2 separate regions of the Homo sapiens genome follow, and region 1 is linked to region 2. A link is a contact called in ENCODE Hi-C or POLR2A ChIA-PET data. All regions are on one chromosome and are shown on one strand. The core of a region is the stretch at or near the end of the contact, and the rest is flanking DNA. Distances in the headings are between cores, read along the strand shown.

The links. A loop is a pair of places that touch in the nucleus more often than their neighbours do. ChIA-PET counts read pairs that join two places held with the same protein, here RNA polymerase II (POLR2A).
Region 1: a map with no recorded cell type shows a loop between it and region 2 (2.4-fold over the local background). The contact joins two enhancer-like sites. A Hi-C loop is called at or near these places in 2 of 168 maps with a recorded cell type or tissue (aorta and vagina) and 1 of 37 single-sample maps with no recorded cell type. POLR2A ChIA-PET finds 5 or more read pairs at or near these places in 4 of 52 experiments (GM12878, PC-9, activated T-cell and 1 more).

What each region holds. Positions count from the first base shown.
Region 1 is chr7:30,251,946-30,258,944 of GRCh38, forward strand. The region is part of intron 2 of LOC124901607 (a long non-coding RNA gene); the gene reads left to right. LOC105375218 (a long non-coding RNA gene) reads right to left here. Exons shown (of 4, transcript NR_136267.1): 3 at 2,167-2,335. Among named protein-coding and RNA genes, the nearest start is that of ZNRF2, 29 kb to the right of the region's middle. RefSeq lists an enhancer at 3,119-3,263 and a cis regulatory region at 3,185-3,198. Within about 2 kb of position 1,531, at least 15 of the 41 ENCODE cell types and tissues checked have a DNase peak (open chromatin) inside an H3K27ac peak, as active enhancers do.
Region 2 is chr7:30,196,827-30,203,220 of GRCh38, forward strand. It overlaps LOC124901607 (a long non-coding RNA gene), which reads left to right. Exons shown (of 3, transcript XR_007060274.1): 1 at 1-6,394. Among named protein-coding and RNA genes, the nearest start is that of MTURN, 65 kb to the left of the region's middle. Within about 2 kb of position 4,510, at least 4 of the 41 ENCODE cell types and tissues checked have a DNase peak (open chromatin) inside an H3K27ac peak, as active enhancers do.

The sequences.
Region 1 (6,999 bases), core at 281-2,780, 52 kb after region 2:
GAAAGAATGTACTCGAAGCTCAGTTTGGAGGTCCAGCATAGGAGAATGGCTGGGGGAGGCAGGAACAACAGCCTAACTCATTTAAAGAATAGTAGAATCAAATATATCCCTCACAGCTTCCAGCGCATGATCTTTATAAATGTGTCTGAATCCAGGAAGATTGCTTCATAGCAAGACACACTTTCCCCCGTTGCCATGGAAACAGCACTGTTCTCATGTGTCAGGAGCGCATGCAGACACACACACACGCACACACGCACGCACACACTGTATGTTAATACATTCTGGTGTTCTTTATACTTCTAAAAGGACATGTTCAGAGCCAGAATTTTACTAATTCCTATCATCCACTTGTTATCTATTATCTGTGTTGTTATGATGTTAAAAATACTGATTTTAGGTTTTTCTTCAATATAATCTCTCCTAGAAGTGAAATAATTCATTATTTGCCCCTTCACCTAGCTCCAATTTTTCTCCCACCCCTTAAACGAACATACTGTAGATCTCAATGCCTATAGTTTATTAATGTTTTAGAAACCTGTTTCAGATCCTAGTCAATTTCTTTGATGGGTAGAATGATGCATTTTGTGTACTTCATGTTCTTAAATATTCTCCATCTAAAATATTGTTTTTACACTGGTAAAATGGCAATTTCTGGGAAGAATGTTGATGAATCACAAGTTTGTATGAGTGTGGGACTATAGTGGTCTGGTTCAGTCTTCAATCTGTATACACTTTAAAAGAAACTAAAGGAAACTGATATGGAGAAATATATTATTTTGACAAGTGTTTCTTGGGCATCTACTATCTCCATATATGACCCAGTTGCCCCTGAGAGCTAATTCCAACTACATGGAGATGCTCACGATCAATGATGAGATGGCATGGTGCATGAGAGTCAGGGAACAGTCTTCAAAGCTCAACACAACCAGCTGTGGCTTTCACTTCACTTGAATTAGGTCATAGAGTCATAACCTGTAAAATGAGCAACTTGGACTAGACTACCTCCCTGGTCAGCTTCAAGACGCCACGGCTATACTTCCATTTCAGAACCAGGCCCCATGGAGTGTGTGGTTGCTTAGACAGCCTCAGTAAGTCCCCGTCTAGGAAGTGACTCAGCCATGTCAGTGTGGGGCTCACACCCCAACAGGCTTCCCACTCCTTGCTGCACCAGTCTTCACCCCAGACCTAGGCCCTCTGGGTGGGGTGGAGCTCCTTCCCAGTGTTCCCTCCCTTCTCCTTCTGCCCACCTCAGATCTACCCTTTGTCACTTGCCTACTGAGACCAGCCAACTTGAGGCAATCATTCCTGCCAAGTTAGCCAGTGGCTGCATATATCATACTCAAGGCAACATTCTTATGGTAAAAATTTACTTTCTGCAGATACCAACCCTGGTAAAGTCTCCAATTTATTTCCTACAACAACTAACCTTCTCACATTCTTTGTTTCAGCCTCAAGGGCAGTTCCTGGAATTCACCAGGCTCTTCACTGCCCTCAGCCTTGGCCTCTAGCCAATGCTGCTGCCACTGCCCAGAAATCTTCTCCTCCACTCAGCACTCTGTTAACTCCTTTCCGCCCTTCAGCAACAGCTTCCAAGTCTCTTTCCCCAACTGAGCCCTCTGCTATTCTCTTTTCCGTCATAGATCTTAGCAGAAAGTACAAACATCTCCCTCAGTAGATGACAGATTTCATGAAGGCACTGTGCCACCGTACACCTGGTACCTGCCTGGTACACAGCAGGGGCTCAGGTTAATAACCGTTGGTTAAATACATGGATGAACAAATGAATGAAAGCACTGTCTTAACCCAAAGATGAGACAGATGGTAGGAATTGCAGGCCCTGGCACATGTCGATGGGGGAAAGAGACATTTTTGAGCAGGTGAAACTTGTCTCTTATCTCTACCTGCAGTGCTCACCTGACTCCTGAAGGACAGACACTAGCAGCAGAAAATATCATCACTCCCAAATGTAGCTTGTCCTATAACTGTTTGTCAACAATAAGGCTTTGACTCACTACAAAAGCTTTCTTCACATGAATTCAAAGCATTTTGCTTTGCATTTGAGCAAGCCTGTTGGTGACAGCAGTCCTTAGAATGTGAAGCACAATGGTTTAAACATTAAATTGAGACCGTAAGGCTGAAACTTGTTCCCATCTCACAACGAACCTTTGGCAGAACAAAGACCAGAATCCAATTTTTGTCAATCAAGTCACTTTTCCCCTCTGGGCCTCAGTTTCCTCCTCTGTAGTTGAATGTACCTCTTCCTCCACTTCACTCTTCCCAAAGTGCTGGGATTACGGGTGTAAGCCGCCGCACCTGGCCTTCATGTTTATATCTAAAAAAAAAAAAATCACTCACATGTGAACTTTTCTTTAAATAATTGGCTATAGAGGACACATTTTCTTGGGAATAAAAAAGGCACTAGTAGTGCTATTTTTGTTGTGCCGATTGATGCCAGCAGATTTATAGTTGCCCTACTTGTTCTGTTTGTCTTGCCTGCAGAGTGGATAGGTGGCTGGGTACATTGCCCTCAAATCTTTGAACAATGGCCCCAGCTTTAAAATGTGCTTTCTTGTCCTATTTTCACCACTGAATCAATGTTAATTAGAAAAATCCTTTAACCTCTTTATGTCTTAGTTTTTTCACATGCGAAATGGAAAGAGCACCTGGCTCTCCACATGCCTAGAGAAATCTAGCACGGGGTGGTTAGAATTTGTGACTGCTGCCCTGTCAGTTCCATGGAGATGTCTGGCCTCTGGGCAGTATGGAGATGCAGGCTTGCCAGCAGTTTGTGATGCCTCTTTTGCTGGGTCCCATGGAAGGTTGCTAGATGCCCTGACTCCTGGTGTTCTATAGCCGGAGAAGACAGATTCGGTGTTACTTCTAGAACAGTGCCTCCCCACAGGACCAAGTCTAATCCGGTCTGATCTGTAGCCAATGAGAAAAATAAAGATAATGTGGTGCATGTGTCTGTGTGTCTGTGTGTGAGTGTGTGAGTGTGCATATTGTCAGTTGTTCTTTCTTCTGAGATAATGTGCTTCCTATTTTTCGGTGTGAAATTGTTTTTTTTTTTTTATGTCCATAATGCATACTTGTCATAAAATTTCAAAGTCTGCTTTAAAACACTGAGCTGAAGGACAACCCTGTTATTGTTTCCTAGATCTTCTGTGACCTGGTTTTGACAGTCAATGATTAACTTACTTTGGCTAGAAGAGGTAATGCTAAGTGTTGGAAGTTTACTCAGCTTCTTAACTAGAATTGCACTAACATTTACTAAGGGTACACTGCGTGCTAGGAACTGTGTTTGATGCTTCCATGTACATCATTTTATTCAATCCTCTTAGGAATTCTATGAGGTTGGAAGTGTTATAGCCATTTAAAATAAGGGCAATCTGAAGCTCAAAGAAGACAAACCACTTGGTCAAGGTCCCCAATTGTTAACCATCAAAGTCTGAATTTGAACTTGGTTTGTCTGAGCCCAAAGTCCATAGTTTTTAACCTCACTAGCCTAATTCTGTAAATAGATCTGGGATGAACAGGACTCTTTCATCCATGACGCCTTCCTATCTGCTGAGTTGGTGAGAGTCTGAAGAGGGGCCAAAGCCAGGGACAAAGTGAGACCAAGTCCCTGAGTCACACAGTGACCTTGAGTGCATTCCAGAGATCAGACTGAAACATCCTCGATGATCTCTTCTGTGGTATCATCTACCCTTGATTTTCTATAAATAGGAATAATCAATGTTGACTGGACTGAATGACACAGAAGCAAACGAATTGTTTGTCCTCCAGGACTGTAACCAGCAATCAGCCTTGTATTCAGTGACATTTGGGCCAGTATTTACTTCTTTATCTCATATCTGTTTTGTCTGTGATTAAATTCCACTATGAAGGTGACCAAGAAAGCTAATGTTTTGAATTTTCAAGATTTCATTGTTAAGAAATCTGTTCAAGGAAAGGCCAAGTCTTTGGGCAGAATGACCAAATGCTCCTAAGCCTCAAGTTTGCGAACTTTATTTCAAAAAGTAGAGTACTGGTCTTTTTAGCTAAAGGTTCCCATTCTGTAGGTCTCATGGGGGTGTCCTGGAATCAAACCTGGGGATTGAATATAGGCAGAAGATCCAGGAACACACATTGGGAACAGTTCTAAGATACCCACATTTCGTTCAAGAGGCATATATAATCATCATTGGCTGGCTGGACACTTTTCCTTTATTGTTTTTCTTTCCAATCAACAGGGATGAAGAATAGCCCTTGTTGACCCTACATGCCAAAAACAAATTGCACGAGCCTCCAAATAATCACTTTTTGGAGGGTATATTTTAGTACAAAAAAATGGACCAAACTGAAGAAGCCTTAGTTGTAGAGTCCAGAGGGTTGAAATTGGGGAGGGGTGAGAACCAAGGTGTCCTCATGGGCCAGGAGAGCACACCCTGGCCCATGCCTTTCTTAAGGACAAGGCACGTGCTGGGCACTGTCAGCGTGGAGTCATGAATCCGGAAGAAGCAGTTGCACTAACTCAAAAGTCCTTTAGCATTTACAGACAGTTCTGTTTTTATCGAGTATAAGCATATCTTCCGAATGCTGCCTGCAAATGCCAACTCTCTGGCTGGCGCCATGCTTCTCCAAGGTAACGCGCTCTGTGTGCATGGCTGTCTTCATGGCTGTTTATAGGCAGAGAACAATTCTCATTGATCAACACCTGGGCTGAACCAGTTGTTCGATATACAGGCATACCTTGTTTTATTGCATTTCGCTTTATTGCACATCCTAGATACTGCTTACTACTTTTTTTTTTATATATACAAATTGAAGGTTTGTGGCAACCTGGCATCAGGCAAGTCTATTGGTGCCATTTTTCCAACAGCTTGTGTTCATTTCATGTCTTTGTGTCACATTTTGGTAATTCTCACAATACTTCAAACTTTTTCATTATTACATTTGTTATGGTGAACTATGATCAGTGATTTTTTTCTTTTTCTTTTCTTTTTTTTTTTTTTTTTTTTTGAGATGGAGTTTCGCTTTTGTTGCCCAGGCTGGAGTGCAATGGCGTGATCTTGGCTCGCAACAACCTCTGCCTCCCGGGCTCAAGCAATTCTCCTGCCTCAGCCTCCCGAGTAGCTGAGATTACAGGCATGTGCCACCATGCCTGGCTAGTTTTGTATTTTTAGTAGAGACAGGGTTTCTCCATGTTGGTCAGGCTGGTCTCAAACTCCCGACCTCAGGTGATCCACCCGCCTCAGCCTCCCAAAGTGCTGGGATTAACAGGCATAAGCCACCACACCTGGCCGATTAGTGATTTTTGACGTTACTGTTTTATTGTTTTGGGGAGCCATATAAGATGGAGAACTTAATAAATGTATGTGTGCTAACTGCTCCCCTGACTGCCTGTTCCTCCATCTCTCCCTTACCTTGGCCCTCCCTATTTCCTGAGACCCAACAATATTGAAATTAGGACAATTAATAACCATACAATGGCCTTTAAATATTCAAGTAAAGGAAGAGGAACACATCTCATCTTCTTTTTTCTTTCTTTTTTTTTTTTTTTTTTTTGAGATGGAGTCTTGTTCTGAGGCCCAGGCTGTAGTGCAGTGGTGCAATCTCGGCTCACTGCAACCTCCACCTCCCAGGTTCAAGCAATTCTCCTGTCTCAGCCTCCCAAGTAGCTGGGACTACAGGCATGTGCCACCACATCCAGCTAATTTTTGTATTTTTAGTAGAGACAGGGTTTCACCATGTTGGCCAGGCTGGTCTTGAACTCCTGACCTCAAGTGATCCACCCACCTTGGCCTCCCAAAATGTTGGGATTACAGGCGTAAGCCACCATGCCCCGCCACATCTCTCGCTATCAATCAAAAGGGAGAAATTATTAAGCTTAGTGGGAGGTATGTGGGAGGCCAAGATGGGCTGAAAGCAAGGCCTCTTGCACAAAACAGTTGGCCAAGTTGTGAATGCAAAGGAAAAGTTATTGAAGGAAATTGAAAGTGCTACTCCAGTGAACACATGAATGATAAGAAAGCAAAAGAGTCTTATTGTTGATATAGAGAAAGTTTGACTGATCTGGATAGAAAATCAAGCCAGTCACAATATTTCCCTAAGCCAATGCCTTGTCCAGAGCAAGGCCCTATCTCTCTTCCATTCTTTGAAGACAGAGAGAAGTGAAAAAGTTGCAGAAGAAAAGGTGGAAGCTAGCAGAGGTTGGTTCATGAGGTTTAAGGAAAGAAGTTGCCTCCATGACATGGAAGTGCAAGGTAAAGTAGCAAATGCTGATGTAGAAATTGCAGCAAGTTATCCAGAAGACCTAGCCCAAGACAGTTGATGAAGGTGGCTACACTAAACAACAGATTGTCAGTGTAGGTAAAACAGCCTTCTATTGAAAGAAGATGCCATCTAGAACTTCCATAGCTAGAGAAGAGAACTCAAGGCCTGGCTTCAAGTCAGCCTTCAAAGGACTCTTTTGTTAGGGGTTAATGCAGCTGGTGACTTTAAATTGAAGCCAATGTTCATTTACCATTACAAAAATCCCAAGGCCCTTAAGAATTATGCTAAATCTACTCTGCCTGTGCTCTAGAAATGGAACAACAAAGCCTGGATGACAGCACATCCGTTTACAGCATGGATTAGTGAATAGTTTATGCCCACTGTTGAGACTTACAGCTCAGAAAAAAAAAAAGATTCCTTGCAAAACATGATTGCTCATTGATGATGTACCTAGTCACCCAAAAGCTCTGATGGAGATGTACAGGGAGATTAATGTTATTTTCCTGTCTGCTCACACAACATCCATTCTGCAAATCTATGGATCAAGGAGTAATTTTGACTTTCAAATGTTATTATATAAGAAATACATTTTATATGATTATAGCTACCATAGGTAGTGATTCCTTCAATGGGTTTGGATAAAGTAAATTGAAAATCTTCTAGAAAGGATTCACCATTCTAGATGCCATTAAGAACATTTTTGATTCATGGGAGGAGGCCAAAATATCAACATTAAGAGGA
Region 2 (6,394 bases), core at 3,260-5,759:
TTGATCTTGTTTAATATAAAACCTTTAAATAACCTTTGAATTAGACAAAAATTATTTTATTTTGTTAGGAAGTTAAGGTTTGTACTGCATATTGCTGTGTTAATACATATTGTCCATGAAGGGGGAGCAAATGAGGAGGTGATCTACATACTGTAGGTTATCCCCCCTCAAGAAATTGTTGGGTTAGATTCTTGCTAGGACTTGTCTGAATAAGTGTGAGCTATTTTTAAAACCCTGAGTTAGGTAGGACTATTTAGGTTGAAGTTATTGGTTAAAGATTTAGGTAGCTTTCCTGGGAGAAATAGGACTATTAGAGGGAAAGATGAATGCAGAGGTTGGGCAAATATTAAAGCAGGCACCCATCTTGGAAAGTATATTTCCGTCCCAAAGGGGTATGAAGTATTTAGACATTACTGGGGACTTGGGAGAATGGTAATTGGACCCTTCAGTAACATAAAGAAATGTGAATCTTTTCTTTTGGAGGGAGGGGGTGTCATTTGCTCCAATTACCCAACAGGATTTGGAGGAGAGTTGCTCAGAGAAGGAGATTAGTACAGAGTAGGCAGCTCTTGAACCCAAAAGGGAAATTTATCATTTTACTTTCCATCTCTAGGGTTGTCCTTGGCTTTGTCTTGTTGATGATAATGTTTGATTTGGAAGCCAGCTGGAGCAGAGAGCCCCTTTCTCTCAGGGCCATCAGAGGTTGGAATTCTGTCCCAGGGACACTTCAGCTCTCAGGGCAGTCTTGTTTCCAGTGGCCAAGCTTGTGACAGAGGGGGCAAGACACAGAGGGCTTTTTCCGTTTATTCCTTTGGGTCAGTTTGCTTTCCAGTGGCCTGGCCTTCTGCACTGGTGGCAGTTACCTGGAGGGATGTTCTTAGGGCAACCTGGAAGGGGCTGGGGGCTTGTAAAGCAGCCAGCAGCTGAGCCTGCCTCTTGTCCCTTTGTTTTTCTTTCTTCTTAGCCCTGTCCTCCCTATTCTGCTCTCAGTTATAAAAAACTGAGGAGGCTAATTTGAGGACTTCCTGCAATGGGGCCATGCTGTGTTACACAAGAAAACTAGATGCTCCTTTTTGAGAATCTGAGGATTAAATTTATCCTAATGTTTTAGAATGTAACCCAGAGGTGGCTCTGAATGAAAAGATGGGGTTTGTCCCATGGTGAGACTAGAAAACGACAAGCAACTGAGGATGATGTCTACTAGAGTGGGACACAAGTCGCACTTTCTCTTGGGGCAGGCATCCCACTGAAGAAAGGGGTTCCACTCAAGTCCACTGGGGGACTTCTCAGATGCATTCCTAGAGGGGTGTCCCACCTATTAGGAAGGATCTCCTGGCGTAGGGCCTTACGCTGTATGGCCAGTCCAGGCATGAGGAATGAGGGTGAAGGGAGAACTCAGCTGGAAAGCAACCTAGAAGAGGGGAGAGGAATGGGGAGACTCACTGCTCTGTGGCCACTTGAGATCACCTGATTTGGGAACACCTGGAGCAGGAAGTCTGGCTGTCTTCATGGGAGAATTTAGAGTGAGAAAGAGGTGGTCCGAGTTCCCCAGAACATGTGCAGGTTTGTCTTGGTTGAGCTTTCACCACCAATCATGCTATAAGTAAGGATTGGGGGCTTTTGACTAGAAAGGATAAGAGAGAGCCTTATTCCCTTCTGGGAAAGACAGCCAACCCTGTTTACCCCCTGGACTTCAGGCAACACCAGAGAGCAGCCCTGACCAGTTACTGTAAGTTGACAAAGGGATACTAGACGTTGGCTGCTGGAAGACTGAAAAGGAGAAACTGAACTAAGGTCCCTCATCTGATCAGGTGATGGTGGTAAGATGCTTCCACATGGACACCTTCTAGCTTCATCAGGGTATAGCCCTGCCAGAGACTGTCAGTTGTTTCTGTTTTTGTGTGCTGTCCACGAAGGGTCCCCAGTTGGAAGAGAGAAAGGGAAAGGGGAGAGAGGTCCCTGTAAGAGCCAAAGAAATATTGTAGGTGCGAATAGCTGGGGCTGGTGTCATGGGCCATAAAGGAATTTACCAAGACAGTTGTAGATAAAGAAAGGCAGATTTATTAGAGAAGCTATGAAAATACGTTGCAAGGTTGCAATGAGCAGCACAACAGAGAAGTGACTGTCTGCAAATAGGCAGGGGCTGGAGGGAAGTTTTATAGGGTCATGCTGAAGGGGGCTACATGTGGAACAATGTCATTGTGCCCACCAGTTGTTTGTGACTAGCCATCTCTCAGAAAAATTGGTCATTGTTCTCCCCAACCTGGGGCTCCTTCCTCATTGTTGCTTACTTATCTTATCAGGACTCCGTAAGACTATTTGAAATTTATAGTGAAAACTATGTATATTTCCCCATCTAGTCTAACAGGTTGTAGACTTATTTCAAAGTAACAGCAAATAACACAAATATTTTCCCAAATCCAATATTTACAGGAAATGCACCAGTCTCTGATCTGCCCCTGATGTAAGTGTCAGATGTGCTTCCAGGGCTGTGGCCCATTCCTGTGGCTGGCCAAGGGTCCAGCCTGACCAACAGAACGTTGCTGTAACTCTAGGAATGAGTGCACACTCAACCTGAGCCGGGGCTTATTGGCTGTACCTCAGGGTTGCCAGCCTTTGTCAAGCTTCCTACTTTGTGGTCCTTCTGGCCTACACTCCTACGGCAGATGGTCAGGGTCACCTTTCATGAGAAGGGAATATGTATTGGTAGCCAGGGGCCTGCATGCCATTTCTGGCACAAACACATTGCAGGTTGCAAATCCCTGCTTCACCTTTATGAAAATGGTATTGATGACCTTCAGGGCAGAGCAGTGTTTTCTTAAAGTAGCTTCTGTCCAAAGGTAATAGACATTATTTGAAAATAGGATTCTGTGATCAAATCTCTTTAGCAGGTCAACTTCTCAGAGTCTGTAATATGCAACAGTGCATCATCATACATGTCCAAGATGGGGGTATTTATAATATGCGATGTGAACTAAATTCACTTGGCCACTGAACACTCTGACCCTGATAGGTCCCAGTGATGCTGCTAGGTGGAACACGCTTTAAGGAATGTTGTGTGGCACACCTCTCTTCTTACAATATATTGTTCTGTGGCTCTGACCATCTTGGTTTGGGGTTAGAGAAAATATTAGCTTGTCTAAGCTAAGTGACTGAGAAGCAGCAATTTGCAATCATTATGGAGGCAGCAACTCATTATTCCTGTAAATTTCCAGGTAAAGAAATCAATGGCTGGGTTGTTGCCACGACTTATTTCAGAGCTGAGTTTTTCTGGCTTTGTCTAAGGTCCAAGTTGTTTCTTTTATTTATGATTTCTTTTTTGAAATACAAGCACAAACTTCAAAACCCTAAAAGATGGTGGAGACTGTGTAAAGTGCCTTAATGTCTTTCCAGGTGAAAAATCAGTAGCAAATTCATTATTACATTATTTCATCCACCTGCTATTTAGTACCCACTAGGTACTGAGGCCTACAGAACATATAAAGTTGAATAAAGCAAAATCCCTACTCTTTATTACATTCTATGCCAGCTCTGTCTGATGTCTTCAGCCATTTATGGTCTAGAAAATGTTACAGTAACACATTTATAGATAAAGGGACCCATCTGGAGATGAATGAAGTAAGTGGCTGCCACAGATTTGCTGCTGTGAGGTGAAAAACTGTTCCAAGGCAGCAGGATAAGGAAGGAAGATGATTACTTCCTTTCCACTTAATTTCAAAAGATCTGAAATAAGGGCATGGGACCCATCTCAAGATGAGTTGTTCAATAGATGTGAGGATCCAGGCTTGGAAATGTGAGCATTGTGGACAAAAGGAGGCTAACTCCACCAACAGCTCAGAGCCAGTGATTCCAGGTGATCTAAACCTCTTTGTTCACTGTTGAAGACAGCATCTCTTAGATTTCCTAAATCCCACCGTTGGGAACAGCCAAGCCAGTGTTTCATTACAATCTTGGCCCTAAAACAGCATAGTTCATCCAAGAATGACAGGGTTTTATGAACAGAAATTAGGCTTTGGACCAAGTTTGTAATAAATCTTAAGCTTCATTATATAGGTGAGGAAAAATGACCAACTGCTGGATGACAGATTTGCCATGGAGCAAGAGAATAGACTCTGTGCCATTTCAGGAAGGTTCCACGGCAGATTTTCACTGACTTGTGGGGTGACTTTCTTTGGGGGCAGTAGTGTGGAAGGAGGATAATAAAAGGCAAAGGATAAAGAGAGGAGCAGTTTGGGGTGGATGTTCCCTTCATTCACTGCTCCATCAAAATCACTTGAACCCCCAATGAATGGTAGCATTATATGATGCTTAATACATCTTAAAGGAGAAAACCAAATCATTTTTTTTCTATTCAAGTCTAATGAAGATCTATGTGAAAAATGGAGTTTTCTCTCTTACTCAAAATGAACAAAAGGTCTGTTAATAATGTTAGGATGTGACCTCACTGAGGTTAAAAATATTTGCTTATGTAAAAAATGGCAGGTAAACCATTCAGGACTAATGTAAGCAACAAGAAATATAAGAGAGAAGAGGAAATGAAAATGCAGTGGCAACAACAGACTTGGATTAACACCAGTATTTTCAAAAGAGCCCAAACAATTTCAGATTCAATAGAAACCACTTTGCCAAGGACTCCGATGCATTTCATCTATCAGCAGGCTTGCTGCCGTTTCCTAAAGAACGCCCCTGGGATCTGCCGTTTCCCCTTGGTTCCTATGCCAAAGCCAGCCCTGTTCTCTCTTCCTCATACTGTAGCCATCATTGTGTGGCCACAAAGCTGCCAGGTCGCTCTGTATGCTGCCACTGTTATAAACCACCCTCATGCACTCATGCATTTTTTTCTCCATCTGTAATGAAGGACATTACAGATCATTTATGAGATGACCATTGCTGAGCCTAAACAAGGAAACTCAGACTGGTCCTGGGTTGTTTGGTGACCTGCTGAGGCCCACAGGCCCACAGATATTTGATTTCTTTTTTGGAATCTTTTCTTTTTGGAATCTTTTGCTCTGACTGAGAGGGAGACGTGATGCCTAGAGTTGGGGAGTTCTAGGTCTCATTGGAAGGGATGTGGGGGGCTGTGCCCTTCTCTGGTTCCATGGACAGTTTTCTGAGCTCTTCTAAGAAAGAAGGGTGAACAACAGAAGCTGGGGAAGTTGCTTTTATAAAATGACCCATGATGCTGGGGTATGACTATATGATGGAAGGTGGAGGTGAGATGCCCAGAGAATGCTGCTTGGTCTTCCCCTCCCCGCCCCCAGGTGACAGTGTGTTGCAGACGTGTTTCCTACTGCTACAGAAAACTCAGCCTCTGCCTGGTCACATGTGGCATGGCAGCTTTGAGAACAGAAGCCTGTGATGAAGCAACTACAGGTTGGCCAGGAACCTGGTATAGATTAATGAGTGGGTAATCATATACTCTATCTGGGAGTATATGAGGGAGAATGAACTCAAAACATTGAAAAGAATGAGCCAATTGGGAATTTGAGACAGAGACTGCTAGGGCCCACCAATATCTGGGTGCTCTGCTCCTTCTGTGGGCATAGCTAGACAACATTTCCCCACCCCCTTGCATCTAGATGGGACCATGCAATTAGTCCTGGCCAGTGAAATGTGGCTGGAAGTGTTGCACACCACTTCCAGGCCTGCCTTCTTAAATCTTCTGTGAGATCATACATAGTCTCTCTTTATTTGTCTGCTGGCTAGATGCAGAGGATCTAGGAGAGAACTCTGAAGTCCTAGAGGGTAGCTGAGCCACAAGATGGGAGGAACCTGGATCCCTCAGTGACTGTGTGGACCAGTCTCTCATACCATACTACATCCCCATCTTTACTGCATTGTGATACAGAGGAAAAAATTAAAACTTTGTTATGTGAAACCACTGAGATTTGGAGCTTGCTTGTTACAGTTGAAGGAAACCAAAACATTTCTCCTCAAAACACTGAGGATTGCTAAGTTAAAAACACTAAAAATGCAGGGGAACACTCTGCCTCAGCCTCTATTTGCTTGACAGCAGGACATAAATCCTTCCTTACTGGACACTTGCTTATTGGCCCAGAGAAGGCAGCAGGAGGCACCAGAGGAATCTGGAAATAGATTCTACTATTTTCCACTTTCTCCCGCCTTTTCAAAGACGGGAATGTCTCTCTCTTTTGTCTTGACACTATGTACTATTTATGGCTCTTTGTTAAAACATTATTTAAGCAAAGCCTCTAAGCCACTGCCTCGAGAGAGAAATACTTTTGAGGCCTCTCCCACATGACAGGTACAGCACTTGTTAATAAACTTCTGCTTCTTTTTCTTTTATTATTGTGACTTTTGTTTTTAGGAGAGTGTCTCAACTAAGAACATAAAAATGCAAAGAAATAAATTATGTTTTCTCCCTTCCATAGTC